3 separate regions of the Homo sapiens genome follow, and regions 1 and 3 are each linked to region 2. A link is a contact called in ENCODE Hi-C or POLR2A ChIA-PET data. All regions are on one chromosome and are shown on one strand. Each heading gives the region's core, a stretch centred on a gene start or an enhancer-like site at or near the end of the contact. The rest is flanking DNA. Distances are from core to core; before and after follow the strand shown.

The links. Hi-C counts contacts between places; a loop is a spot of excess contacts on that map. ChIA-PET counts read pairs that join two places held with the same protein, here RNA polymerase II (POLR2A). Pooled maps may share reads with other maps.
Region 1: a pooled map shows a loop between it and region 2 (8-fold over the local background). The contact joins the promoter of HCRTR1 here to the enhancer-like site in region 2. A Hi-C loop is called at or near these places in 4 of 37 single-sample maps with no recorded cell type and 9 of 50 pooled maps. POLR2A ChIA-PET finds 5 or more read pairs at or near these places in 2 of 52 experiments (OCI-LY7 and activated CD4-positive, alpha-beta T cell).
Region 3: a loop to region 2 is called in a map of PC-9, with 4 times the contacts of the local background. The contact joins two enhancer-like sites. A Hi-C loop is called at or near these places in 37 of 168 maps with a recorded cell type or tissue (A673, B cell, CD8-positive, alpha-beta T cell and 24 more), 18 of 37 single-sample maps with no recorded cell type and 31 of 50 pooled maps. POLR2A ChIA-PET finds 5 or more read pairs at or near these places in 20 of 52 experiments (A549, AG04449, AG04450 and 16 more).

The regions. Positions count from the first base shown.
Region 1 is chr1:31,614,329-31,618,938 of GRCh38, reverse strand. It overlaps HCRTR1 (hypocretin receptor 1), which reads right to left and starts at 1,250. Exons shown (of 9, transcript NM_001525.3): 1 at 1,058-1,250; 2 at 123-183. RefSeq lists enhancers at 645-1,334, 3,560-4,346.
Region 2 is chr1:31,786,758-31,790,824 of GRCh38, reverse strand. SPOCD1 (SPOC domain containing 1) reads left to right here. Exons shown (of 16, transcript NM_144569.7): 16 at 1-403. The coding sequence ends at 222. Among named protein-coding and RNA genes, the nearest start is that of ADGRB2, 24 kb to the right of the region's middle. RefSeq lists silencers at 1,433-1,722, 2,053-2,102 and an enhancer at 1,888-2,663. Within about 2 kb of position 2,589, at least 40 of the 41 ENCODE cell types and tissues checked have a DNase peak (open chromatin) inside an H3K27ac peak, as active enhancers do; they include A673, B cell, CD4-positive, alpha-beta T cell and 15 more, where a contact is called at or near this core.
Region 3 is chr1:31,954,827-31,959,186 of GRCh38, reverse strand. No RefSeq gene overlaps it. Among named protein-coding and RNA genes, the nearest start is that of PTP4A2, 19 kb to the right of the region's middle. RefSeq lists enhancers at 2,607-3,166, 2,754-3,361, 2,591-3,368, 3,369-4,145, 4,146-4,360 and 1 more. Within about 2 kb of position 3,011, at least 37 of the 41 ENCODE cell types and tissues checked have a DNase peak (open chromatin) inside an H3K27ac peak, as active enhancers do; they include A673, B cell, CD4-positive, alpha-beta T cell and 14 more, where a contact is called at or near this core.

The DNA of each region.
Region 1 (4,610 bases), core at 1-2,500, 170 kb after region 2:
TTGGTGGAGGAAGACAGACCTGGGTTGCATCCCAATTCCACACCAGTTGCCTTGGGTAGCTTACCTGGCCTCTTTCAGCCTTGGTTTCCCCATCTGTCTAATGGGGTGACAGCCCTACATACCTTACAGGACCACGATGAGGAGTAATGAGCTCCGATGCGTGCCAAGTGCTTCACCAAGAACCTGGTACGAGAAGGTAGTTTCGGGGACGTTTCCGGTTACCATTATTAGGGTACCCTGCTTTGCAGATGAGACCGAAGCTCAGAGAGATTGAGTCTCTTGCTCAAGGTCACAAAGCTCTTAAGCCAGGTCTGTTCGAACCCACCAAACACCGTAGATTTGGGAGGAGAAGCCATCCCGATTGCAAATATTTCTTGAGCCAGTTCAGAGGCTTTAACTTTGGGTTGGGAAAACGGGCCAAGGGAGGTGTTAGAGACCCAAGCCCCACCCGCCATACCTGCCAGACCCTCCGGTGGGCACTCGCGGACACGCACACATACAACACACACACAGTGGGGGTGGTGCGCGGAGGGACTGACGACCCCTTGCGAGCAAGGGGAGCATCCAGGCCCCCTAAGAGGCCCCTTTGGGTCCCCAGGGCCGCGACGCTCCCCGACGGCCGCCAGGAGCCGCTGTTCCGGCGCGCGGGTCGCTCTCCATTCATAAATCCAGCCAGCCCAGCTCCCCGCCCCTCCCCTCCTCCCGCACTCAGCCCCTCCTTCCCCCGGCTGGGCTAGGACGACCCCGGCCAGGTGCCGGAGGGTTGCGGATCCCTGGAGACCCCTGGGGAAGGGGAGGGGACGCCTTCATACCCCACTGAACGCCGGCAGGCCCGCTCCGTCCGCGGGACCTTCCTGCACCTCGGGGGCTGGCGGGGCTCCGGGAAGGCGCGGGGGAGCGAGGGCACTCGGAGCCTGCCTAGAGGAGAGCAGCGCTGGCCGAGGAGCCAGTCTCCCAGCACCCAGGTTACCCCCCGAGACTCTTGGCTCCTCCCATCCCTCGCCGCGGGTCCTTTGGAACCCCCATCCCAGGCCTGGGGGTCCCCCACACCCCGCACCTGTTGGCTCCGGGACCCGGGCGTTCTCGGCTGCTGGTCCCCGGACCTGGCACCGGGGACTTCGCCTTCCTGCGAGGAAGGCCGAGCCTCTAGGGGCCGGGACTGCAGGAGGGGGCCGGGGCAGCCCCCTCCCTAGGCTGCGCTGCCTCGGCTCGCGGGGCTCAGCACGATCCGCGGCAACTGCGCGGGCTGTGGCTCGGCGCGGGCTCCGCCGGGCTGCGCGCTGCGGGGAGGGAGGGCCGGCGGGAGGGGCAGGGCGGGGTGGGAGCCCCCAGACGGTCTTGGCTCCCTGTCTTCCAGCCCCGAGACCCGCAGGGCGGAGGGAGACGCTCGTTCCTTCTAGCCTCCCACTTCAAGCTTCCATCCCACCTCCATTCATGCGTCCATCCGTTCATTCATTCCATCCTCATTCATTCAACATTTATGCCCCTGGCCACCCCGCATTCTGGGCGCACTTAGTGTGTGCCGGCGGGCCTGGCAGCTTCAGAGGGCCACAGTGCAGAGGTGGAGCCCAGCCCCGCCTCTCCTTGCTGCCTCACCTAACTGAGGAGGAGGATGGCACAGGTGGGTCACAGGGGTGAGACAGAGAGGATGCCTGCACCGCCTCCAGCCTAGCTCCGGATGCTGCTGTAACAGCTAGCTCCCAACGATGCCAGAGAAGCCTGTTCTCCCATCTCCCAGCCCCCCATCCTATCTGCCCCCAGTTTCTCTTTTTGTTATACCTACTGTTCCCCCCAAAAATCAAGGACGCCGGTGGGGACAGAAGTGGGGGTTCGTTAATTCCACAAATAACGATTTATTAAGCTGTGTGCTAGGCAGTGAGTTCTAATAATACAGCTACCGTTTGGATAATGCATATGATGCCTGCTCTCATTTAATCTTCATATCAACCTGGTGAGGTGGTCGTTATTGTCCCCATTTTACAGATAAGGACACTGGATCCACATGGCGCAATGACTTGCCCAAGGTCGCACAGCAGAGGCAGAGCTGGGCTTTGAGCCTCTGCCCCTCTCAGGCCTCTAGCCTCTCTCACCAGACACAGTCTCCCTCCCCTGCAAAATCTCTCTGGCTGGTGGGGGAGGCAGGTGCACACCCAGGCAATTAACCTGTGGTGTGAGGAGGGTGTGAGGGCCCTGGGGGCTGTGGGGCACAGGAGGACAGACCGACTCAGCCAGGGCATGAGAACAGGCTTCCTGGAGCAGGGACATCTCCATGGAGACCTGAAGAATAAGAAGGTAGCCTGCAAGGGGGATTGTGGTATTCGAGGAGAGGCATTCAAGGTCAGGAAACAGCAGGTGCAAAGGTTTGAAGGTTGGGGATTCTGGAAATCACAGGTAGGTGAAGGGTGACTGCCTGAGCATCATGCAGTCACCTTGGCCATCCCCTAGCTCAGCATAGGACATTCCTAACATGTCACCCTCTGAAACTCACACTGTTTCCCTCCTGGGAGGTGACTCCTGGGATGCAACCACCATCTTTCCCATTGCAGCCAAAGCCCTTTTCAAAGGCTCTGAAGATGCGCCGTTAGGCATAGGAGGTGTGGGAGAGGAACTGGAGCAGCATAAGGGAGGGGGCCAGTGACCTTAACCTCTGCAGAACAGGAGGATGGACTGAAGCTAAACCCAAGGCAGAACTTTGTCCTTGGGCAGGTATGGCATCTGCATGGTGTGTGATGTCTTGTCTTCCCTAGGTGCTGGCCGAGGTAGGAGAATGAGTGAAGGGACTCAGAAGAGGGGCTGCTGTGTGTGTGTGTGTGTGTGTGCGTGTGTGCATGTGTGAATGTGTGGGTGTGTGCATGTCTGCATATGTGTGCATGAGTGTGTGTTTGTGTTTGAGTCTTGAATTCAAGTAAGGGCTGTGGTGTGTGTCTAGGGAATCCAGTGTGTTTGAGTCTGACTGTGCATATGAGCAGGGGGTGGGCTCTGGGTTGATGACTGGAGGTCACTCTGGGTGGGATGTGTCTGTCTGGGTCTTGATCTGTCCCTGTGTTTTGGCGTTTGTGTCTATGGGGAATGTGTATGTGTGAGGAGATGACTGTTTCTCAGTGTGGATCTGAATGTTCAACTGTGGCTTTGACTAGCACTGGCCTCCCAGCGTGTTTCCCTGTGAGTGTGGGAATGTGAGTGTGGCCATGCCTTTGTGTGTAAGGTTCTGTGAGTGTGCATATGTGGAACTTGGTACATCTGTTCCCACGGCAATGACTCATCTTATCCCCCCACATTCTCCCCCCTACCTGGAGCTGTGATTGTTTGCTATGTAGGGGCTGCAGAGGGGGCTGCAGCATGTAGGGGGATGGGAGGCAGATCGTGTGGGGACACTCCAATAACAGTTGCGGCAAACAAGGTTCAGCCCGCAGTGTGGAAGGTACAGATCCATGTTTGTCTGTGTGGGCGGTAGGCACTGGCCAAGCCCAGCACAGCCCAGGCTTAGAACCTAGCCCAGAGTGCAGATCTCCATATTACAGGGCCTCCCAGATACCATGGGTTGGAGTGGGCAAGGGGCTCGCCAGGCTCCCCCATGTCATGATACAGGGTGGTGCATGTCTGTGTAGGGAGGAAATCATGGCTGAGAATTCCCCCCAGTATACAATGTCACAGAGTCAGTCCCATCTCCACTTAAGAGGGATCTCAATTGCCAACCTTCCCCCACCCTTTATCCGTTGGTGCCCCAAAGATGGCTGCTCCCCAGGTCAAGGGATATCCTAAGAGATTCCTGCCATCACAAGCAACAGATCTCCCTGTCTCCCCTATCAGACGCTGGCCAGGGATTTTCAAGCCAGCAGCAGGAGCCAGGGCGCTGGCCTGGAGGCACTAGGCCTCGCAGCCCCTCTGGTCCTGAATCTGGCCTATTTAGCCACAGCCTAAGGGTGGGAGAGGCCAGTTATTTGGCCTAGATGGGCATGAGAGAGAGTGGGTGTATGCTCAGAGAAAATCCTGGGGGCGGGGCGGTGGGAACCAGTAGTGTTCTAGAAGACCTACAAGAAGCTGCAGGATTTTGGTCCTCGGGCACAACAGCACTGGCTCTGGGAACCCTGGCCAAATGCCCATGTCCAAGGGAGGGCCCTAGGGACCTCAGGTCCTCCATGTCCAGGCTGGGCTCCCAGCCCTTGTGCCTCCTCTGCCCAGGGAGGGCTGGCCTCAGGGCTTTGCTGTGCTTGAGCTGTCTGTCAACAGGGGCCCCCACGACCTCTTTCCCGAAACCAGCCAGCCCCAGCCTTGTTGATCTAATCCTGAGCCTCTGAGCCACAGGTCCCTGTCATATCCATCTTCAAGTGTCACCCTAGGCACTGGCCCCAGGTGCTACCTCCTCCTCCTTCCCGATCCTGCTGTGACTTACAGTAACCTCTGTCTGGCTAGGACTAGAGTAATTGGAATGTAATTGGGTTTCCTCTTGCTAATGCCGCTACAGACCTGGGCACGTGGATAGGAAAACTCTGGGGAAGGCAGAGGTGCTTTGTAGAAGAGCAGAGATCAGGCAGCAGGCCGAGGTGTGGGGTGGGTGAGGGGAGGCCAGCAGAGATGGGCTGTGCTTTTGGAAAGGGGGATTCTGAGGG
Region 2 (4,067 bases), core at 1,340-3,839:
TGTCCCCACCAAGCCCTGCTCCGGCACCTCGAATCCCTGGCGACCATGAGTCACCAGCTCCAAGCCTTACTGTGCCCCCAGACCAAGAGCTCCATCCCCCGCCCTCTGCAGCGTTTGTCTAGCGCCCTTGCAGCTCCAGAGCCCCCTGGCCCAGCCCGTGACTCCTCTTTGGGGCCTACAGATGAAGCTGGCTCTGAGTGTCCCTTCCCTAGAAAGGCCTGACCCTCCTTACCCACCAGAACAGGGGTTTTGATGCCCTCACTAGTGTTGAAGCCTGTTCCAGAGAGAGGTGGGACTGCAAGGAGAGGATGGTCAGCCCTACCCACCTGCCCTGTTTGAACTTCCTGTTTGACAATGTTTGCTGTTGATTTTTTGTTCAATAAAGAATTTGGTAAAATTGGGATTGCATCTGCTAGCTGGTCAGGAGAGCCCCTGGTCCTGGTCAGATGTGGGTTGAGTGGGTGTGTCAGTGAGTGTCTTGTGCACAAATGTGCAGCCTTGCTCATTGCTGGTCTGAGGTCCTGAACCATCACTGCGCCCCAGGGCACAGCTATTGCCACGGTGGTTTCTGGAAGCATTTTGCAAGTATTCTGAACCAGGAGGAAGAGGTGGTGGTGGGAAAGAAAGTAGGACCGAGGTTGGGGGTGGAGAGAGAAATGGACAGAGCCTTTTGGAGGGTCACAGACATCAGACATCAAGAGATTGCTAGAGAGGAAAAGATAAGCAAGTTGCAGTGGACTTTAAATTTTTCAGTTAATACTAAGATTTTTTTTTCCTTTGACTAGATGGGGAAGGATAGTACATACCTTCACCATATTCCCTCCGAGTCTCTGTCTATGTGCTTCTCAGGGATCTCTGTGCACTAGTGTGCCTGCAAGCATGTGAGAGTATCTGTGTGAGTTTCATGGCCTGCCTGTGTGTAGGTCTCTGTTGAGGAAGTCAGGAGATCCAGATTGGGTGACTCCTCTCTGTATCTCTTGCCAGATTCCAGAGACTGGTGTTAGAAAATGTCAAAGGTCTTAGCCTTGGTGGTGGGCATTCAGGGTGGGGTTGGAGACTGGTATTAGGGTTGGACGGTGCTGCCTTGCCTTGGGCCTAGAACAAGCTTCTAACAGCAACTGCAACTGTCAAGCGTTTCATGTGGGGTGTACCTCGAGAGAGCTGCATCTGCGGACTGATGGGGGAACCAGCTGCCAGGGCCAACCAACCCAGCGTGGGGAAAGGGGCCTGGCTTCCAGGAGAGAACCTCTCTAGAACCCCACCCTTCGCCCCGGGGCCAGAAGGGCCCTACCCGCTCTTTGCTCACCCCTTCGCAAAGTCCACCCATGTACAGGCCTCACCCTGGCCCCTGCTGGACTGGAAGGGGTGGGGCGATGGTCGGTTGGGGGAGCCCTTCTTCTCTGCCCCATGAGCTCTGCGGCTGCCCTACCCGCGGACGACAGCAGAGGGGGCCCTCGGCCTTGGGATGGAGGTCGGGGCTGGCAGGACCGGAGTCAAAGCGGGGGGTGGGGCGAGGTGCGGGAACTTAGCGCAAGGAGTTGGAAGCGGGGGCGGGGTAGGATGCGGGTGGGGTGCGGGTGAGGGGTAGGGAGAGGGGGCTGGACAGTTGAACCGGGAGAGGGAGCGGGGCTCCTTCGGGAACTTTTCCGGCTCGAAATGGCCTGGGAGCGCCGCAGCCTCCGCGCTCTATGCAAATGACGCAAATTACTATGCAAACCTACAGCTTGGTTCTGAGCCCACAGTTTGGGTGGTTTTCCTAATGCAGTTGGTATGGAGGGAAACGGGTGTGCACTCCCTCCCCTCCAGGTCCAGGGCTTCCTCCGGAGAGCCGCCAGAGCCGCTCTCCTGGAACACGCAGGCAAGAGCGAGCTCTGTACCCTGGGCAGGGATTTCCTTTGGGAGCTTCAGTTTTCCCTTCTGTAAATGGGGGTGATAACGCGGCTCTGTAACAGCTCGCCCGTGGAAGGGCTGTAGGTGGGCCCCGAAATCCTGCAGCCTGCTAAACATGACACCCTCCCCCACCCCCGCCACCTTTTGGCCCCAGTCCACGAGCCCCTTGCCCCTCTCTCTCTCGGCAGAAGCCTGGAGCGAGGATTAGGCATGACGTTGCTAGGGGGCGTGACTGACGGTTGCTAGGCTCCAGGGACGTTGCTATGCAACGCTGGGCGGGGCTTGTTGTTGCTAGGCCGGAGCCGGAATCGCCCGGGACCCGGAAGGGACACCTCGCGCCCTGGGTTTTAGTGGAAGGCGCCCCAGGCTACCAGGGATCGCGACACTGCTCTCCCGGTGACTTTCTTCGGGCCTGAGCTTCCCCCGGCTGGACGCAGTTTCTGAGGGTCCTTCCGGTTCACACTCTGCCACTCCGTGATCCTCTTGGCTCCGGAGTGAAGAACCCTGCGTCTTTGTGCACGTGTCTGTGCGCCTGCCTGTGAGGGGGGTGGGGGTGCAGAGCGGGTATCGCTTTTGGATTTCCATAGCAACTGCTCCTGTGTCACCCCATTGCTCCCAAAGGTTTGAGCGGTTGCTTGTACAAATTTACATATATCTGCATGTCATTAACATAGAGGCGGGGCCGGAACTTGTTTGGGCAACTATCCCTGGACGGTTCTCTTTGCTTCTTCCTCATCCCGTCTGATAGGCATGTGGGCTGCGCATGCGTGAGTGTTTAGCCTGTCCATGTTCTCAGATGTGGGGTGGATGAGTGAGCTGTGACAGTGACCATCAGTTCCCTTTCCCCACGTCCCCTTATTGAACCCTTAGCATGAATCCATCCAGATATCCCTGACTGAAGACACCCAGCTTCCCAAGCAATGCCAGGCCTTGTTGGCACTCCAATTCCTTTTCTGGCTGTGTGGCCTTGACAAGTTTAGTTACCCTCTCTGTGGCTCAGTTTTCTTCTCTGTAAACAGGGATACTAATCTCTAACTTACCAGGTGATGGGAGGGTTTAACTGGTTGCCACTTTTACACACACTAATTGCTGCTTTCTGGCCTACAGTAGGCACTCAGTGGTGCTCCCTTCCTCCCTCCCTGGAGCCCAACTCTTCTCAGAACCCAACCAAAGCAAATCAACTTCAGTTGCCGCTTAAGACATGACAACTAGACACCAGAAGAACTTCCAGATGTCAGGGCAGACTGGATTTGATGCACAGGATGAGGACTATTGTTTTCTCTATTTGTCCTTCTTGGAAGCTGGAGGTCAGGTTGGTGAGTGTGGACCCTCCTACCGCCTCCCCCTTATACCCTTGTCTCTCTCAGGGAGCCCACTGGTTTCCAGAAAACTTGCTTTCTTGTCCCAAAGGCCTGGAGCCTGAGACGGCTGTAGCAGTGACAGCTGAGCTTGGGAGGCCCGAAGACCAGGGCAGAGCAGGTGGTGGCTAAGGAAGTACCTTCCAGGACTGAGGTGTTTGGGATGGAGCAGGACTGGGATGGAAGGGAGACTGAGAGCAGAAACTGCTTGGAGAGCCACATGTCTGTTCCTTTACCAGAGAGGACTGGGGAACCCTGGGGCCACCCCCTTGCCCTTTCTGAGCCTCAGTTTCCCTGTTGTAGGCAGTAAGGACTCCTCTGTTTCAACTTGTGTGGGGGGTAATAAGTCAGCTCAGTATGGAGAACCTTCTCGTTGCTGCAGCTATGTAACAGTGCCATGGAGGGAGTTCCCTGTTCTTTGCACTGTGCAAGCAGAAGCCGAGAGGGACCCCTTAAGTGTGCTGGATAGGAGCAGCAGAATTCCTGGAGGCTCTTGTTCATTTAAAAACTGGGGTTGGCTCCTATCCTGTGTGGAGGAAGATTGTTGGTGATGGACAGGGATGTAAGAACTGGGTTCCAAGGGGTTGAGTGGCTTCCTGGAGGAGGTAGGACTGCATGGAGACCATACTCTGCAGTTGTCACTCTGACTGCTGTATGCAAGACTGCTGTCTGCTGGTGGATGGCGGTGGGCCAGCCAACTGTGCTCCACAGGTGAGGGTTCCAGGGACAGGCTGTGAGCCTGGCAGTGTCCGGCTGGCCCGCCTGTGTCCCACTCTGGGGGCCAATTAAGTCTCCATCCCTAGTCGCGCCGATTAACAG
Region 3 (4,360 bases), core at 1,762-4,261, 170 kb before region 2:
AGGCATAGGGGCACGTGCCTGTAGTCCCAGCCGGTTGGTTGGCTGAGGTGGGAGAATCTGAGCCTGAGGTGGGAGAATCATCTGAGCCTGGGAAGTCAAGGCTGCAGTGAGCCATGATCGTGCCACTGCACTCCAGCCTGGGCGTTGGGAGTGAGACCCTGTCTCAAGAAAAACAAAAAACAGGCCGGATGCAGTGGCTCACACCTCTAATCCCAGCACTCAAGGAGGTCGAGGTGGGCAGATCACCTGAGGTCGGGAGTTCTAGACTAGCCTGGCCAGCATGGCAAAACCTCGTCTCTACTAAAAATACAAAAATTAGCTGGGTGTGGTGGCGCACATCTGTAATTCCAGCTACTCGGGTGGCTGAGATACAAGAATGGCTTGAACCCAGGAGGCAGAGCTTGCAGTGAGGCGAGATCACACCAGTGCACTCCAGCCTGGGCAACAGAGCAAGACTCTGTCTCAAAAAAAAAAAAAAAAAAAAAAGAACAACCACCACCACCAAAAAATGTATCAATCCAGGCTTCAGGTCATGATGAGGGCCTAAATTGAAGCAGAAACAGTGGAGACAGGCCAGGTTTGGTGGCTCACGCCTGTAATCCCAGCACTTTGGGAAACCGAGGCAGGAGGCTCACTTGAGCCCAGGAGTTCAAGACCAGCCTGGGCAACATGGCGAAAACCCATCTTTATAAAAAACACAAAAATTAGCCAGGAATGGTGGCAAGTACCTGTAGTCCCAGCTACTTGGAAGGCTGGGGTGGGAGGATCACCTGAGCCCAGGAGGCTGAGGCTGCAGTGAGCTGTGATTGTGCCACTGCACTCCAGCCTGAGTGACAGAGCAAGACGAAAGAAAGAAAGAAGGAAGGAAGGAAGGAAGGAAGGAGAAGGGAAGCGAAGGGAAGAAAGAAAGAAAGGAAGGGAAGGGAAGAAAGAAAGAAAGAAAAAAGAAAGAAAGAAAGAAAAGAAAGAAAAAGAGAAACAGTGGAGACAGAGGGGAGAGGGGAGGTTTATTTATAAGATGTTAAGAACATGGTGATTGGTGGGCTGGGCTGGGCAGAAGCAAGAGTGACATTTGAGCTTCTGGCTTGGGGAACAGGGTAAAAGGTGGTGTCATTCATCAAGATTGGGAACCTAGGAGGAGCAGGTTTGGGGGAAGATATAGAGTTCAGTTTTGGCCTCGTTGAGCTTGCTGTATGTGGCAGCGTGCAAGTGGAGCTGCTTGACAGGTGGGTGGCTCTTGGGGGGAAGATCTGTGGTTGAGATACAGTCTGGGAATTCATCAGCAAAGAAGTAGAGGTTGAAGACACAGGCACAGCTTAAAAGTGGGAGGGAGCGTGAGGGGTAGAAAGGGAAGAGGGCTAAGAGCAGAACTATGAGAAGTGACATTTAAGGGCTGGAATGTTGCCAGCAACCAAGGAAGAGAGAAGGAGGAGAAGAACCGGGGTCTGTGGCCTCACAGAAGCTCAGGAAGGAGAGTTAAGAAAGAAAGTGGTCAGGGTGAGGCATGGTGGCTCATGCCTGCAATCCCAGCACTTTGGGAGGCTGAGGTAGGAGGATCACTTGAGGCCAGGAGATTGAGACCAGCCTGGCAACATAGGGAGACCCCGTTTCTATTTAAAAAAATTAAATACAAGCCCGGGCGCGGTGGCTCATGCCTGTAATCCCAGCACTTTGGGAGGCCGAGGTGGGCAGATCATCTGAGGTCAGGACTTTGAGACCAGCCTGACCAACATGGAGAAACCCCGTCTCTACTAAAAATACAAACTTAGCTGGGTGTGGCGGCACATGCCTGTAGTCCCAGCTACTTGGGAGGCTGAGGCAGGAGAATCACTTGAACCCGGGAGGTGGAGGTTGCAGTGAGCAGAGATCGCGCCATTGCACTCCAGCCTGGGCAACAAGAATGAAACAACATCTCAAAAAAAAAAAAATAAACAAATAAGTATGAAAGAAAAGAAGCCAGGCACGGTGGCTCACACCTGTAATCCCAACACTTTGGGAGGCCGAGGTGGGTGGATCACTTGAGGTCAGGAGTTTGAGACCAGCCTGGTCAACATGGTGCAACATCGTCTCTACTAAAAGTACAAAAATTAGCCGGCGTGGTGGTGGGCGCCTGTAATTTTAGCTACCCAGGAGGCTGAGACAGGAGAATTGCTTGAACCCGGGAGGTGGAGGTTGCCGCAAGCTGTGATCTCGCCACTGTACTCCAGCCTGGGCGACAGAGTGAGACTCCCTCTCAAAAAAACAAAACAGGCTGGGCACGGTGGCTCACGCCTATAATCCCAGCACTTTGGGAGGCTGAGGTGGGTGGATCACCTGAGGTCAGGAGTTCGAGACCAGCCTGTCCAGCATGGTGAAACCCTGTCTCTACTAAAAATACAAAAATTAGCCGGGTGTGGTGGCACATGCGCCTGTAATCCCAGCTACTCAGGAGGCTGAGGCAGGAGAATCACTTGAACCTGGGAGGCGGATGTTGCAGTGAGCCGAGATCACGCCAGTACACTCCAGCCTGGACAACAAGAGTGAAACTCCGTCTCAGAAAAAAAAAAAAAGAAAGAAAGAAAGTGGTCGACAGCGCTGACTGTTTAGAAGAGGCAAGTAGGAAAGGCCTGGAAAAAGTCTTTGGATTTGGTGATGAAAAGATCATCACTGAGTGTGATGACAGACAGTTCAGTGGCTGGGCAGAAGTCAAATGACAGGGACTGAGAAATGAGTGGACAGTGAGAATGGGAGTCAGGGTTTCGACTCTCCTGAGGCCTGGGATACGGAGGGAAGGAGAGAGTTTGTCCAAAGGCAAAAAGTTTGTGTCAAACAAGATTCCAGAGAAAGGCCTGGCTGCTGTTGAGAGACCCAGGAGTAGCTAAGGCCTTATTCTGGGTTCAGGAGGGCCTGGGAAGATGCTGTCTTGTTTGTGAACCTGAAGTGAAAGCTCACCAGAGGGGCCAGCAGAGGGAACTGCCCTGCGAGAAGGCCCCAGCTTTGCGGCTGGGTTTTCCCCACTCTGCATCTAGTTTCCTTGATCCACTGATTATCTTGGGCTGGTTTTGCTGAATGACTCAGGAGCTTGAGCAAGCTTTGCTACTCAGTTTCACAGCTCTGGGGGAGGGGAAGTTGGATTCCTTTCTGATAGCTGGGAAACAGTCATTAGATATTGAAGGAAGAAGGACAATTGGGCCCCAGCTTCAGAGAGAGAGAGAAAAAAATGGCTCTCCAAGCCTTTATTTATTTATTTATTTATTTATTTATTTATGAGATGGAGTTTCGCTCTTGTTGCCCAGGCTGGAGTACAATGGCGCAATCTCGGCTCACGGCAATCGCTGCCTCCTGGGTTCAAGCGATTCTCCTGCCTCAGCCTCCTAAATAGCTGGGATTACAGGCATGTGCCACCATACCTGGCTAATTTTGTATTTTTAGTAGAGACAGGGTTTCTCCATGTTGGTCAGGCTGGTCTCGAACTCTTGACCTCAGGCGATCTGCCCACCTCGGCCTCCCAAAGTGCTGGGATTACAGGCATGAGCCACCATGCCCGGCTCCTTTATTCTTAATAAAAATAACAATATCTAACAGTTATTGAGTGCTTTTACCATTGCCAGGCAATGTTCTATGGGCCTCCCGGCTTTATCTCTGGGGTTGACTACTTGTTATTATCCTTGTTTGACGTAGGGAGTTGAGAGTTAGGTGAAATGACTTGCCTGGGGTATCCAGCCAGTCACTGGAAGAGCTAAGACTTGACTGCCAAAAGCCCATGTCCTTAACCACTGTGCAACACCGCACCTCTTAGGACCTCTCTAGGTGACCCAGTAAGGCCTGTGGGATTGAGGAGGGGCCTCCCAAATGAAGATCCTGGGCAAATGGCTGGAAAACAAAATCCTTAAAAAGAAGCTTCTCCCCTGCTAGGATTTCTGCTGAGAAGGAAGGGACAAGATCCCCTGAGCTTGTTCTGAGGCTCCTTATCACCTGAGACCCCCTTCTGTGATTCCTTTCCCCCACTTCAGCTTAGATAAAGGGCCTATTCACAGCCTCCCTGAGCTGTGTCTGGAAGCTGGCCCTGGCAGCAGCTAGTGGTTTGTCCCCTGTCCTGGCTCCTTCCTCCCTGCCTGCCTCCCCTGCCTCTGATTTGACACCTGGTATCTCTTTCCCGTGTCCCTGAGCTCAGGGCATGTGAGGCCCAGGCAGGCACAGTATCACTTTCTTCCTGAACTGTCCCTGAAGCAGGGATAATTTTGTATGCTGTCTGCCCCCTACTCTGTTGTCAGTGCACACTTCCAAGGGTTCCTGTGGAATCCAGGCTCCCGTAAACACCCAAAGAGGAGGAAGTGAGCCAAGCACTAAGCCTGTGATTGCATCAGGACTGACGCACTCT